Regions from separate parts of the Homo sapiens genome. Here region 1 is linked to region 2. The links are chromatin contacts, found by POLR2A ChIA-PET in ENCODE. All regions are on one chromosome and are shown on one strand. The core of a region is the stretch at or near the end of the contact, and the rest is flanking DNA. Distances in the headings are between cores, read along the strand shown.

Region 1 (5,036 bases), core at 787-3,286, 160 kb before region 2:
GGCACCCTCATAGGGCCCCTCACTACCCCCAGCACTGGGTCATTTCTTGCCAATAGGAAGGCTGGTGCTTCTCTCCCAGGCTGTCCTCGGGACCCTCTTCATTCTCTGATCTCATCCTGGAATGCATGAGAATAAAGAATAACCAAGTGGTATAAGCCTGGGCCTATGGGATAAGGATGGGGCACTCGAGGGGGCTCAGCAGGGCTTTCAGGTTTAGAAGAGGGAAGACCTGCCTTGGCTGGGCTGCCTGGGTTTAGCTTGGGGGAGTAAGGGCAGGTCTTAGGCCGGGTGCAGTGGCTCATTCCTGTAATCCCAGAACTTGGGAGGCCAAGGTAAGAGGACTGCCTGAGGCCAGGAGTTCGAGACCAGCTTAGGCAACATAGCAAGACCCTGACTCTACAAAAAAAAATTTTAAAATATAAAAGAAAGGAAAAGAAAAAGAGAAAGAAATGGCAGGTCCCCTGTGAGATAACCCAGATGACCCAGAGAGAAGGCCTGTATCCTGCCACACTGGCTGCCAAGATTGGAGATCATAAAATTTCCTGACCACTTCTCAGCCTAACACAGGGCTCTCAACCTTGAAATCCCATGGAAACTTTGCAAAGCTGTGGAAGCCCAGGTCCCATGCCCAGAGATTCACAGGTTCACATCTAATTCATCTGGGGTGAGGCCTGAGCTTTCAGAAAATTCCCCAGGTGATTTTTTTTTTTTAAGACGTAGTCTCCCTCTATTGCCCAGGCTGGAATGCAGTGGCGCGATCTCAGCTCACTGCAACCTCTGCCTCCCATGTTCAAGCGATTCTCCTACCTCAGCCTCCTGAGTAGCTGGGATTACAGGCGCATGCCACTGAGCCCAGCTAATTTTTGTATTTTTAGTAGAGATGGGGTATCACCATGTTGGTCAGGCTGGTCTTGAACTCCTGACCTCGTGATCTGCCCCGCTCAGTCTCCTAAAGTGCTGGGATTACAGGTGTGAGCCATCGAGCCTGGCCTTTTTTTTTTTTTTTTTTTTTTTTTTGAGACAGAGTCTTGCTCTGTCACCCAGGCTGGAGTGCAGTGGCACAATCTCGGCTCACTGCAACCTCGCCTCCCTGGTTCAAGCGATTATCCTGCCTCAGCCTCCCAAGTAGCTGGGATTACAGGCACCTGCCACCAAGGCTAATTTTTTGTATTTTTAGTAGAGACAGGGTTTCACCATGTTGGCCAGGACGGTCTCGATCTCCTGACCTCGTGATCTGCCCGCCTTGGACTCCCAAAGTGCTGGGATTACAGGTGTGAGCCACTGCTCCCAGCCAAGATCAGATGTTCTTGCATAATGGGCAGGTGAGCTCTGGAGTCACAGTGCCTGGGCGTGAATCTCGGAGCTGTGTGTTCTCAGGAATGTCACCCAAACTCTGTTCTGTTGGTCTCCTCACTTGCAATATGGGGCATTAACAGTACTTACCACCTGGGGTTACTGTGGTTAGTTACTGTGAGGATGAGATAAGGCGGTGGTTTTAAACTGTGGGTAGGATTTTGTCCTCCCTCAGCCCCACTCTTTCTTGGGGACATTTGGCAATGTATGACATTTTTGATGTCACAACAGGCAGGAAGAAGGCTACTGGCATTGAGTGAGTAGAGACCAGGGATGCGGTTAAGCATAGTGCAATATCACCATGCTACAAAAAAAAAAAAAAAAAAGAATTCAGCACCTGTAATCCCAACTACTTGGGAGGCTGAGGCAGGAGAATTGCTTGAACCTGGGTGGCAGAGGTTGCAGTGAGCCGAGATTGCGCCATTGCACTCCAGCCTGGGCGACAGAGCGAGACACCATCTCCAAAAAAAAAAAAAAAAAAAATGTTGAGAAACCCTGAAATACCACGATTCTAGCTAAGACCTCAGCAAGAGGCACATAGCACATAGTAAAGCCTCAATAAACACCACTGACCTTACTGAGGTTCTCTCTGCCCCCTAAGTCATAAGTAGGGTGGCCTCACCAAGGGTGTGGTTCTCAGTCTGTACCTCTGGCACTGGGAAGCCCCGCCTGGCCACCCTAGGATGCAGAATTAATCATAACTTCCAGATATGGAGCACTCACTCTATTCCAGGCCGTGTGCTGACAGCTTCGCAGCAAGCATTCTCTCCTGGCACTCCCCGACAACAGTGAGGTGTCTTGCTATTACTGCCATTTTAGAGGAGGAAACAGGTTCAGGGAGGATCACAAGTCATCAAGCTAGTACTGTGCTTAAACTTAGGTCTAGCTGTTCTTAATGTGCAGAAGAGTGTAAAGGGTTACCATTTTTAAAGAAAAAGTGGGGGCAGGGCATGGTGGCTCATGCCTGTAATCCTAGCACTTTGAGAGGCCGAGGCAGGCGGATCAAGAGGTCAGGAGTTCGAGACCAGCCTGACCAACATGGTGAAACCCTGTCTCTACTAAAAATACAAAAATTAGCTGGGTGTGGTGGAGTGCATCTATAATCCCAGCTACTCAGGAGGCTGAGGCAGGAGAATCACTTGAACCCAGGAGGCGGAGGTAGTGGTGAGCCAAGATCACGCCGAGCCGAGATCGTGCCGCTGCTCTCCAGCCTGGGCAACAGAGCGAGACTCCATCTCAAAAAAAAAAAAAATGTTGGAAGAGGGTGTGCTTGTTTATGTACAAAATGTCGCTAGATTTAAACACAATAAACTGGCAAAGATGGTTGTCTCTGGGGAGAATTGGGGACTTGGGAACAGGAGCTGAAGAACAACTTTTCAGTGTTGTGTTTGGAACCATGTGAATGTATTATGTATTCAAAATGTAAATAAAAATGAAGTTAAAGAGACTGTGCTCCTAACTAGGAGTGTTTGTCTAAGTTGCCTGGGTGTGAGAGCACCTGGGGTGCTTGTTAGAAATAGATTCCAAAGACACACCCAGACCTACTTAAATCAGAATCCTCCAAGGGCTTCGAAACCTGCATTTGACAAGCCTGGCTGATGAGTCGAGTCCCGGCCAGTTTAGGAACAAGAACCCAAGACAACAGGATCCTAGCCCAGAAATAATTCCAGCTGGATCTTGCATCCCTACAGAAGTAGGGAGGTGGCTGTCCTAGGGGAATACGTAAAAGATGTCCAGGACGGCCGGGTGCGGTAGCTCACGCCTGTAATCCCAGCACTTTGGGAGGCTGAGGCAGGTGGATCACCTGAGGTCAGGAGTTGGAAACCAGCCTGGCCAGTGTGGTGAAAGCCCATCTCTGCTAAAAATACAAAAATTAGCCGGGCGTGGTGGCTCATGCCTGTAGTCCCAGCTACTCGGGAGGCCGAGGCAGGAGAATCCCTTGAACCCGAGAGGCAGAGGTTGCAGTGAGCTGAAATCGCGCCACTGCACTCTAGCTTGGGCAACAGAGTGAGACTTGGTCTCAAAAAAAAAAAAAAAAAAAAAAGTCCAGGACTTCTCTGGGGAGCAGTGGGGGTTCATAGAGGTCCCTCCCTCATCTACTTGATACCCTTCAAAAGTGTGGATTAGGCCAGGCGTGGTGGCTCACGCCTGTAGTCCCAACACTTTGGGAGGCTGAAGCGGGTGGATCACATGAGGCCAGGAGTTCCAGACTAGCCTGGCCGACATGGTGAAACCTCCATCTGTACCAAAAAATACAAAAATTAGCCAGGCGTGGTAGTGTGCACCTATAATCCCAGCTACTTGGGAGGCTGAGGCAGGAGGATCGTTTGAACCCGGGAGGCGGAGGTTGCAGTGAGCCAAGATTTCACCACTGTACTCCAGTCTGGGCGACAGAATGAGACTCTGTCTCAAAACAAAACAAAACAAACAAAAAAGAAGTGTGGATCCTGGAGCATGTGACACAGGACTGCAAATGCTGCTGGAGGGAAAAGGAGGGTCCCCTTCCCCACCCAGACTATGAAGCTGCCGTTCACTGTGTCCCAGTCCGCACAGGACAAGAACTTAAGGCCACACTTTCCAAATTGTGTTTCTCCAGAGTCTTGGGGTTCTGTGAAGCACCTGGGACAACAATGATAGGAGAAAGAGAAATATCAGGCCTGCTGATGCTCCACCCACATTTCACTTCAGCCAGACTACATTCTTTTATAAAACTAATTAAAAACTTGGTTTAAATTTTTCTTTTTTGAGACAGGGTCTGTTGCCCAGGCTGGAGTCCAGTAGCACAATCAAGGATCACTGCACCCTCTACTTCCCAGACTCAAGCGATCTTCCAGCCTCAGTTTCCCAAGTAGCTGGGATTACAGGCGCGTGCCACCATGCCCAACTAATTTTTGTATTTTGTGTAGAGACAGGGTTTCGCCATGTTGCCCAGGCTGGTCTCAAACTCCTGGGTTCAAGTCATCTACCTGCCTCATCCTCCTAAAGTGCTGGGATTACAGGCGTGAGCATAACCACTTTCTATATTAGATGTTTGGGACAGACAGAAATCTCAAACTCAAAGGCCTAATGAGGCCAAGAAAGTCACATGAGTGAAGGCGGCCTGGTGTGAGACAAGAGGGAGTGCTGGGGACTGTGGAAAAAATAGGCCCTGGGGAGAGTGTGGCTGCAGTGCAGCTGCTGCTCATTGTTGCTCTGTAAGAAGGTGGCCCCATGCAGCTAGGGCTTCCAACAGTTCTTTAATGTATGTATGTGTGTGTGTGTGTGTATGTATGTATGTATGTATGTATGTATATATTTATTTGGGACCGAGTTTTGCTCTTGTCGCCCAGGCTGGAGTGCAATGCCGTGATCTCAGCTCATTGCAACCTCTGCCTCCCAGGTTCAAATGATTCTCCTGCCTCAGCCTCCCAAGTAGCTGGGATTACAGGTGTGCTCCACTACGCCTGGCTAATTTTTGTATTTTTAGTAGAGATGGGGTTTCACCCTGTTGGTCAAGCTGGTCTCAAACACTGCTGACTTCAGGTGATACAGCTGCCTCAGCCTTCCATAGTGCTGGGATTACAGGTATGAGCCACCACACCCGGCCCTCCATTTAAAGCAAAGCCAGAATCAGCCCAGGTAAGATCTTTGTGAGGGCCTAGGCTCTGAGCCAGACTATCCAGGTTCAAATCCTGGCAATTTAC
Region 2 (4,970 bases), core at 2,138-4,637:
TGTGTAAAACTGGTTGATGCTCAACATAAAAATGTCTAATCGGTCGAGCGCGGTGGCTCACGCCATAATCTCAGCATTTTGGGAAGTCTAGGCGGGTGGATCACCTGAGGTCAGGAGTTCGAGACCAGCCTGGCCAACATGGCAAAACCCCGTCTCTACTAAAAATACAAAAAATGCGAGCATGGTGGTGCACACATGTGGTCCCAGCTACTTGGGAGGCTGAGGCAGGAGAATCACTTGAACCTGGGAGGTGGAGGTTGCAGTGATCAGAGACTGCACCACTGCACTCCAGTCTGGGCTACAAAGTGAGACTCTATCTCAAAAAATAAAATAAAATAAAATAAAAAAAAAATGTCTAATCAAACGGGAAAGGACCAGGACATGAGGAAGAGGAATAATGGCTGTATTGTTGAGGACTTTGTAGGAGCAGTTTGTTGTCTGGACCTCCACAGCCCTTATCTTATTTACGCTTCAGCAACTCTGTGGGGTAGACAGTTGTGACTGTCATTTTACAGATGAGGAAACTGAGGCTTGAAAAGGTCAAGTCACCCGTTAGGACAGCCAAGTACACAAAGATCGGTCAGTTTGGCAGCAGAGGCCAAATTTTCATCCAGTGCTCACCTCAAAGTCCACCATCCAGAGAAAACAGTTTTGGTGAGCACCCTTCCAAAGGCGGTCCTAGGTGGGATACATATGTATCAGGTCATCTCTGTACCATCCGTCTGCCTCCACGCAGCTTCACTACTTCCTTGGACAAGTTACATAGTGTCCTGAGCCTTACTTTCCTTGATTATAAAGATGGGTTATACCAAGACTTTCTTCAGTGGTTGTCAGAACTAAATGAGATAAGGCATGCAAAACCCTTCAGACAAGGGCTGACCTGAGGTTAGTGCACTCTAAATATTATTTGTGACTTCAGTAGCCCCAAGAGGTATTTTGTTAATTTCTGATTTTTTTGGGGTTTTTTTTGGCTATTGTAAAAAACACTGAAGCCAGGCATGGTGGCTTATGCCTGTTGTTCCAGCTACTCCAGAAGCTGAGGGGGGAGGATCACCTGAGCCCAGGAGTTCAAGATCAACCTGGGTAACATAATGAGAACTCATCTCTACCAAAAAAAAAAAAAAAAAAAAAAAAAAAAGCCAGGCATGATAGTGCATGCCTGTAGTCCCAGCTATTTGGGAGGCTTAAGCAGGAGGATCGCTTGAGCCCAGGAGCTTGAGGCTGCAGTGAGCTGTGATTGCACCACTGCACTTCAGTCTGGGCAACAGATTGAGACCCTGTCTCAAAACAAAAAGGAGAAAGAAAGAAAAAAGTATGCTGTAACAGATTTCAAACACTTTTCTTTTTCTTTTTTTTTCTTTTTTTTTTGAGACGGAGTTTTGCTCTTGTCACCCAGGCTGGAGTGCAGTGGCGTGATCTCGGCTCACTGCATCCTCCGCCTCCGGAGTTCAAGCGATTCTCCTGCCTCAGTCTCCTGAGTAGCTGGGATTACAGGCACCCGCCACCATGCCCAGCTAATTTTTTGTATTTTTAGTAGAGACAGAGTTTTGCCATGTTGGGCAGTCTGGTCAATTTCAAACACTTATTACAGGCCTGGTGCAGTGGCTCTCGCCTGTAATCCCAGTACTTTGAGAGGCCAAGGTGGGCAGATCACTTGAGGTCAGGAGTTCGAGACTAGCCTGGCCAACATGGCGAAACTCCGTCTCTACTAAAAATACAAAAATTAACTGGGCATGGTGGCACGCGCCTGTAATCCCAGCTACTCAGGAGGCTGAGGCAAGAGAATTGCTTGAACCTGGGAGGTGGAGGTTGCAGTGAGCTGAGATGGCGCCACTGCACTTCAGCCTGGGGATGCACTATAGTTTTATTTGCTAAATCTGGCAACTGTAGTTGAAATGACTATATTTTTGATATATTGTTGAAACAAAATGGATTATTCCGATGAATTTCATTGTTTCTTTTTACCTTTTCAAATGTGGCAACAAAAAAACTCAAAAGTACCTATGTGGCTCACCTTCTATTTCTTTTATTTATTTATTTACACAGAGTCTTAACTCTGTTGCCCAGGCTGGAGTGCAGTGGTGCAATCATAGGTCACTGCAACCTCTGCCTCCCTGGATCAAGCGATCCTCCCATCTTAGCCTCCCGAGTAGCTGGGACCACAGGCACATGCCATCACGCCTGGCTAGTTTTTTGTAGTTTTGGTAGAGATGAGGTTTTGCCATGTTGCCAAGGCTGAACTCCTGAGCTCAAGCAAGCCGCCTGCCTCGGTCTCCCAAAGTGTTGTGATTACAGGCGTGAGCCACAGTGCCTGACTTACCTTCTGTTATTTCTATTGAGCAGTGCTCTTCTGCATAATTCTTTGATTATCTTCTTCAGGTGTACTTTTTTTTTTTTTTTTTTTGAGATGGAATCTTGCTCTTGTCACCAGGCTGGAGTGCAGTGGTGCAATCTCGGCTCACTGCCACCTCCGCTTCCTGGGTTCAAGTGATGCTCTTGCCTCAGCCTCCCGAATAGCTGGGATTACAGGCGCGTACCACCACGCCCGGCAAATTTTTTGTATTTTTAGTAGAGACGGGGTTTCACCATGTTGGCCAGGCTGATCTTGAACTCCTGACCTTAGGTGATGTGCCCACCTCGGCCTCCCAAAGTGCTGGAATTAAAGGCGTGAGCCACCATGCCCGGTCATAAATAAATATTTTAAAAATAAGGAAGTAAATAACTTCAGAGCCACAAAATGGTGTGAAGCAGAAGAAGAATGAATACCCCAGGTCCACCACCGAGCCCTGAAAATAAATGACCACCAGCTCAGCTGAAACTCCTGGGCACTCCCCAGTATACACAGCAGCTTCCAGATGCAGTTTGTCTATTTGACTTTACCCTTCCCATGAGGCTGGGAGATGGAGGGTGTTATCGCCCCAGTGCAGTTGAGGAAGCACAGAGCTCGGAGAGGTGCAGCAGTGCCTCTCGGGCCACTTCCTTAGGAGAAGAAAGGCGTTGGACCCCAGATGTGCAGGTTTCTGTCATTGCACAGTGAGGAACCAGTGATATGTGGCGGGGAGAGTGGGGAGGGAGGCCCCTGCTATGTTTATGCATTTCCTGGCTGGTGGGGTTAAAAAGTTAACAGGAAAGGAAGAAGTAACTAAACGACTGACTGCCTGGGCTGCCCGGGGTCTCTGGGTTCCCAGGTTGCAGCTTCCTCCCATTGGATGCAGGTTGGGGTGAAAGATCAAGGGTGCTCACTGAGGCCCTCAGGATGCGAGGTAGGGAGTGGTATTTGATCTGGGTCGGGTTACCTAACAAGTAATTAATGCTAAGTGATGATTAGCAAGAAATGCTTTGATCTCCCACCTTGCCTCCAGGAGAACAAAGCCCTTTTCTGGAACTGATTAGGTGCTGTGAGGTCATTTCTGATGCGGTGTCCTTCATATCCAAGATGCTACTGAGCCACCATCTATCACCATCCACCCGACTGGCTGTTTCCACGAGTGGTGTAGGATTTGTTTTGATCTGTCTACACTCTGGCTGCTTCCTTTTATGACCAACGGGCAGGATGGTGGGGGCCTGTCTGTGACCTTACAGGCTGGGTGAAGGAACGGAGCTTATTTGAGGCCCAGCCTCTGACCTCGGCCTTATTAGTGAGCTGACCCCTGGCTCAGCTGCCAGACATGGCTACTGGCTGGCTTGCTGGTTTATTCCCAGAGGAAGAAACTGAGGAAGGACGGAGGACCCAGCCATGACTGCCTCTGGCTAGCAAGCCAGCCTGTGGACCCTGCCAGCTTCTTCATCCATTATCTCTAGTGGCCAAACCAGGCTGCCACTTGAATTTCAATTATTGGCAATTTTTCTGGAGTATGGGAGCAGAGAGGCTGGAGTGTGGAGGACAAGCACCCTGATGGGGGCATGGAGACAGTCCTCATCAGTAGCTGTTGGATCAGCTTCCTTACGGGGACATTTTGGGGCCACACAGGAGCCACAGGAGGAAGCAACACACCCTCGATGCCTTGTGACCTTTGCTTCTGCTTTGTCTCTCTCCCCTTTCCTCCGAAGTTGGTCCGTTCCATCCCAGAGGCCTGCTCCGTCTGGGGTCCCTCCGGAGTGACACACAGCCTTTCCCTGAAGGAGAGGCACGTGATTCAGTGAGAGAGGCCCCGAGTGCTTCCGGCGGGTCCCTGCCCCGCTCTCAGTCCTGTCGGCCCGCAGTCATGAAGCTGATGCTGTGCAGTTGAGGCGGAGGAGGCTGGCAATAATGGCTGTCGTGTATTGCCACCTACTCAGGGTCCTGTAATTTCCCAGGAAGGCCGTGTGCTGTAATGAGGACCAGTCCCCAGGCTGGTGGCATCAGCTTCACCTGGGGGACTTGTGAAAAAATACAGCTTCCTGGCCCCCGCACTTGACGTAGCACATTGAGTAGGCTTGGGGTGGGCCTGGGATCTGCACTTTCTGAAAGCTGCTCAGGGCCAGGCGTGGTGGCTCACACCTATAATGCCAGCACTTCGGGAGGCTGAGGCAGGTGGATCACTTGAGGCCAGGAGTTCGAGACCAGCCTCACTAACATGGTAAAACCCCATCTCTACTAAAAATACAAAAATTAGCCAGATATGGTGGCAGGCGCCTGTAGTCCCAGATACTTGGGAGGCTGAGGCAGGAGAATCACTTGAACCTGTGAGGCGGAGGTTGCAGTGAGCTGAGATTGCATCACTGTACTCCAGCCTGGGTGACAGAGTGAGTCTTGGTCTCATTAAAAAATAAAAGCTTCTCAGGGGCGGGTGCGGTGGCTCACGCCTGTAGTCTCAGCACTTTGGGAGGCCCAGGCTGGAGGATCACTTAAGCCCAGGAGCTGCAGGCTGCAGTGACCTATGATCACTCCACTGCACCCCAGCCTGGGTGACAGAGTGTGATTCTGTCTCAAAAATAAATAAATAAATAAAATAAATAAAATAAATAAAACCCGGCCGGGCGCAGTGGCT

What was found. ChIA-PET counts read pairs that join two places held with the same protein, here RNA polymerase II (POLR2A).
Region 1: POLR2A ChIA-PET joins it to region 2 with 19 read pairs in IMR-90. The contact joins two enhancer-like sites. POLR2A ChIA-PET finds 5 or more read pairs at or near these places in 8 of 52 experiments (A673, AG04449, AG04450 and 5 more).

What each region holds. Positions count from the first base shown.
Region 1 is chr12:121,646,506-121,651,541 of GRCh38, reverse strand. MORN3 (MORN repeat containing 3) reads left to right here. Exons shown (of 6, transcript NM_173855.5): 6 at 1-2,800. Among named protein-coding and RNA genes, the nearest start is that of MORN3, 21 kb to the left of the region's middle. RefSeq lists an enhancer at 1-469. Within about 2 kb of position 2,036, at least 4 of the 41 ENCODE cell types and tissues checked have a DNase peak (open chromatin) inside an H3K27ac peak, as active enhancers do.
Region 2 is chr12:121,489,228-121,494,197 of GRCh38, reverse strand. All of the region lies in intron 12 of KDM2B (lysine demethylase 2B), which reads left to right. Among named protein-coding and RNA genes, the nearest start is that of MIR7107, 47 kb to the right of the region's middle. RefSeq lists an enhancer at 3,083-3,796. Within about 2 kb of position 3,387, at least 3 of the 41 ENCODE cell types and tissues checked have a DNase peak (open chromatin) inside an H3K27ac peak, as active enhancers do.